Linked DNA regions of Mus musculus: region 1 is linked to region 2. The links are chromatin loops, found by intact Hi-C in ENCODE. Cell type or tissue: left cerebral cortex. All regions are shown on one strand.

Region 1 (2,500 bases), 78 kb after region 2:
ATCCCATAACTTAACTATGTGTTTATTAGGTCTAAGAGTTTTTGAGTAGATCTGTAGGATGTTTTCTAAATAAATCATGTATTTGCAAATAATGAGAGTTTAACTTTTCCTTTCATGTCTTTGAGTTCTCTAACTGCTAGAGTCTTAGATTGTCTATCCCAGGCTAGACACTCACTGAATGAAACTCATATATTGCTTTTGTGCTGCTTTAACAAAATCCCTGATGCTGGATAACTTACAGGTGCATTTGGCTTGTGAGTCTAGTGATTAGTCCAAAAGGCATGCTGGCTAGGTCCACCAGCTACATCCCAACATGAAAATGATATGGAAAGAGAAAAGACTATGTTGCAGAGGGGTCAAGTTCATGACAGCTGCACTTTAAACAGCCCACTTCACAAGAACTAATTCATTCGTGTAAGACCAAACCTCAAGACCAGGGTCAGACCATTCATCAGGGTGGATAGACTCCACTGACCACCACCACGGTGGGAACCAAGCTTCTAGCCTATGAACCTTGAAGGATGTCAAATCATAGTGGTATAAGTGACACCAAGTGCTATAACCCAGGAAGAAGGGCAAAACAACAGTATGAGGTAATATCAGAGCTCCACTGTGCTAGAAGCTGAATAACAGGCAGCAGATATGAAGCGAAGGGTATTGACTAAAAGCTGCTAGAGGAATCATGGCAACCAAGGATTGTCATATACTGGATATTACAGAGCTCATTGCAGCAGTCCTTGAAATAGGGAAAGTCCAATGACTGCCTCTATTTACTGTTTGGAAAGTTCTTACACTATGATATGAGAGGGGCAGAGAGAACCCCAGACTAACACTTGGAAAGATCAAAGGCCCCAAGCTATCTGAAAAGCTTCGAGTTGGAAGGCTCCACTCCTCCACTCTCTTCAATGAGACGACATGCTGCAGTCACACGGCCTAAGAAACACAAGAAACCTGTTCCAACAGCAGTTCTCCCTAAACCTGCCCCTACGCTACTGCTTCATTAGTTACTCACTCACATCTGTAACTCGCTCAGCTCACACATACGCCTTTATGCACTGGTATAAATCAAGCCATGCAAATTAAAAGGAAGGTGAAAGCCAGGGAAAAAGTCATCAGCAAACATGGACCTATAGGAGACTAGGATCATTGTATGGAAGAGCACTGGTAACTGAACATGTAGGTTAGAATAGAGTAAAGAGTGACTGGGCCTAGGTACCTACAGCAGAGAAAGCCTGGCAGGAGCTGCCCCACACTGCCACCTACAGGACACCAGTGGGAAAGCAGCCTCACCTTTGCTCTATCGGACCATCCAAAGGACTGCACTGTCACATCCAATCGTTTCATTAACATCCGTCGGCGACACTCATATTCACAGGAAAGAGCATCATTAATTCTTTCCAGTTTTTCCTAAAGAATTGGGGATGAAACACAAAAATTAGACACTGATTCTTCAGAAAAGAAGTTGAAAATTACTGTACTTTAAACACTAAATGATCATTTTATGGTCCTATGAGACTATGAAAAATTATTTAAATAACATTTAATGATAAAACATTTATAGTGTTCAGAAGCTATTAAAGATGCCTATATCTTTCATTAGATATATTTATTTAGTAAGACATCAATTTACTAAACAGTGCACATTAATAAGGAAAGACTATGCCAATACCTGCCTTTCTTGCTAGCTTCACAAATTATCCTTTCAAATCACAATTCTGCTAATCTATTGGGCACTATAAATATTCTTGACTAAGTAGATATTTTAAATTAATGACTTGATTAAACTGTTGTGATAGATTACTCTAGAATATCAATTCTATTTCTCCAAAATACTAAATGTCCATTTATAAAAAGAAGGCAGTACAATGGACTTGGATGTTGCTTGTCCCCTCAAAGGTTCCTGCTGGAGGTGTGGTCTGCAAGGTGGCAGGTGTAGGGAGAGAAAAGAAAGAGCACAGAGAGCCTGTGTAAGGTGGGGCCAAGAGAGAAGACGTAGGTCAACTAACTGCAGGCAAGACCCTGAAAAGGACTTTGGGATGCCTCTTCATCGGTATTGTCTTTATATACACAAACCATCCTTGCCACCCATCAGGAGTGCCAGATACAAAGACCAGCCCTGCCAGAGCTGGCACTATGTGGTTTAGATTTTCAGCCTTCAAAACTGCAATCTAAGTCTCTTTACTAATGGCAGCCTGCCACTACAGTAGTGAATACTACTGTATTTCACTACAGTGACAAAAAAATGTTTTAAAATGAACTAATACAGTTATGCCCTCACTTAGTTGTAAAGCTAGTAAAAGAACCACTTACTGCCTGTTCAGAACTTAAATCAACCTTTAGCAATGGCTTTCCCACATGGTTTTTCTGGACTCTACAGAGAATATCCTTCACCTAAAAGTAAACATGAAAGATTACAAAAAGTTACATACATACACACATACATACATACACACATACATACATACATACACACATACACACACACATACATACATACACA
Region 2 (2,500 bases):
GCCACCTCTCTTTTCGGTTTACTGGCTGTGAGAGCCTGGTGTTCTCTAAATCTTACGCAGTGCCCTCTTTGCGTTTGGAGGGGTGGCTTAACGAGGTAACATGTAGGAAACAGCACTGGATCAGCATTAGCTGTTGGTATTACCGTGGCCATGTTCCAGACAAGTAGCAGGTAGGTCTCCCCTCTTGGCCAGGTCTGCTGGCACGCTGACATTGCAAGAAAGCCCCTCCCCTAGCCTTCCACTCCCACTTGGCTCTCTTGGTCTACCACACCCACAAACTCCCAAGCAGCAGCCTCTAACCTGACAGCTCACCTCCACACCCACCGCCTCCTCCGTAGTGCAGTGCACACAGCTAAGTCTTCTCTTTTTTTAAATATGCCAAAGAGAACTAAGTGCGTAGTAGTTTAGGGGGGTTCTGCCTTCCTTGCCCAGACCCGACTGTGTACCCTCACTGATACATACAAGACAGTCCTGCCATCCGGGAAAGGGTCTCAGCAGAGCCCCCACCCCCACCCCCCTAGGGGACTCGTAGCCTTGGGTGGAGGCAACTCTTCGCAAGGCTCTAGCTTTGTCAATTTCGGGGCAACTCACTCTGCACCCCTCGGACCTAACTCTTGGGCTGGGAGAGATGAATGGCAGGCGGGGATGAAGGGAGACGCTAGGGCGGCGCAACTCCTCGGGGCGCTACCAAGTAATGGGGGCAGGATTCGAAGAAGAACTGAGGGCGCCCCACGTTTCCTCCAGCCTGATGATAACATCAACGCCTGTCAGGTGGTTGGTGCGAGAGAGTGTGTGCGCGCGCGGGAGCGAGCGTAGGGAGCGCGCTCGCACAAACTTTGTGCCTGCGGGTGAGCCTGGGTCGGCTCGCCGGGCTCCAAGAGTGGTCGGCTCCGGGCTGCGAGGGCCAGCGGCGGCCGAGGGATGCGCGGCGCCCGGCCGAGCCGATCCCACCGCTCTAGGTGAGACGGCTCCAGGGGCGCAGAGAGCCGCGACCATGGGAACCCTGGGCAAGGCGAGAGAGGCTCCGCGGTGAGTAGCTGCGTCTCCTCGGAGAGCGCTGCACCTCTACTGGGGAAGGATAGCTGAGCGGTGTGCCCTGTGGTCCTCTCCAGTGGGTACCAGGAGGGACTAGACGACCAGGGCGCCTCCCTCGGAGGAGAGTTGCCTACAGGGGTAGACCATGATCGGGGACCTGGGAGCCAGGTCAAGATAGGCGTGATACAGACAACCTCAGAGTCCAGCACACCAGGTCGGGAAGAAAGAGTTGGGGTTGCTGGGGTGGCGAGGCCACAGGTCACCTGGGCAGATCTGGAGTGGTCTGAGCCCAGCCAAACCTTTCACCTACCCAGCGCCCACAACAGTCGACCTCCCTGGATGCTCTCGGTCTGGGCACCCCCCGGGAACTCCCACTCGCACACTTTCCGTGCCCTTGGCACCCGCTGCGGGCGCGGGTCTAGGACAGCGCCACCTTGCGGACTCTCCTGGCCTTTCAGGAGCGACTGGCGGCAATGGCTGCAAGCGGAGGTGGCAGTGCTTGGCTGCCCTTTGAGGAAAAAGAAGTTTCCAAATCAATGGTCTATGAGTCTACACCCCTCCCCTTATACTCTACAGAGATGTTTGGGAGACGGAAGGTGAAGGAAGAATGGCTATGAACAGTCTATCTCTTGGGCAGCAATAAGGAGCCTGGGGTGGGGGTTGGAGGGATGTCAAGAAATTTAGTGTTTGTCCTCAAAACACCAGGACCCCGTAACTGCCTGGACACCACTTAGCCTTTGTTAGGGCCGAGAACGTTGTGTCCTTCACAACGCCATTCACGTGGACTCCGATATGACGGCACCATGCCTGATCTGTAACTATGCCCATTAAAATTCCCTGTTGGGCCATATCATCCCCTGAGTGTTCTCAACCTTACCTTGCGCTACACTATAATGGGTTAGTCCATTGAATTAACTCTGCATTATTGGCGGTGTGGGGCAGGACTGGAAGCTACACTCAGCAGAAATGGCCCTGTGAAAGCTGCCTTTTCTTATAAACAACTATGAGATGTCCCGGCCCTCCTCTGTTTCCTCCTTTGCCCTGTGGATAACTGTGCCTGGAGACTAAGTCCCCCAAATCGGTTCATACTTCGAAACCTCTCCCCAGGCTCTGTGGGGTGGGGAAGGCAGACGCTAACTACTGCAGGGCTGAGAAAACATCTTGAAGTTACTGGGTTTCTTTCAAGCTTTTGTTTTTGCTGTTATTGTTGTTATTTTGTTTTATTTAATTCATAAGTTTAACTGGAAACGTGTGGCTACTGCCCTTTAAAATCATGACTTTGTAGAATTAGAGGCTGTTCACTCTTCAGATGGTTAAAGCACTCTCAAAGTTGCCTATCATAAAGCACTGTAAAAATCCTTACCTACAACCATCTCACCAAGAGGTGGAGGGAGGGGAGAGGGCAGAGGACGTGAAGCGGGGATCTAGCTTGGTGAAGAGTGTTTGCCTGGCATGCAACAATCCT

The links. A loop is a pair of places that touch in the nucleus more often than their neighbours do. Peaks named below come from ENCODE experiments on the same cell type or tissue, not always from the same donor. Only the 100,000 strongest peaks of a DNase experiment are listed, where the experiment ranks them.
Region 1: a loop joins it to region 2, with 2.2 times the contacts of the local background. A loop is called at or near these places in 5 of 42 quality-filtered maps.

What each region holds. Positions count from the first base shown.
Region 1 is chr2:117,262,730-117,265,229 of GRCm38, reverse strand. It overlaps Fam98b (family with sequence similarity 98, member B), which reads right to left. Exons shown (of 8, transcript NM_026620.3): 5 at 2,311-2,391; 6 at 1,291-1,407. Among named protein-coding and RNA genes, the nearest start is that of Fam98b, 14 kb to the right of the region's middle. In left cerebral cortex, a CTCF peak has its summit at 1,265 (motif pointing left); a DNase peak (open chromatin) is centred at 1,255.
Region 2 is chr2:117,341,204-117,343,703 of GRCm38, reverse strand. It overlaps Rasgrp1 (RAS guanyl releasing protein 1), which reads left to right and starts at 827. Exons shown (of 17, transcript NM_011246.3): 1 at 827-1,029. The coding sequence starts at 995. In left cerebral cortex, CTCF peaks have their summits at 658 and 1,460 (motif pointing left); DNase peaks (open chromatin) are centred at 1,456, 1,885, 2,000, 2,394 and 4 more places; H3K4me3 peaks cover 2,224 bases; H3K27ac peaks cover 2,106 bases.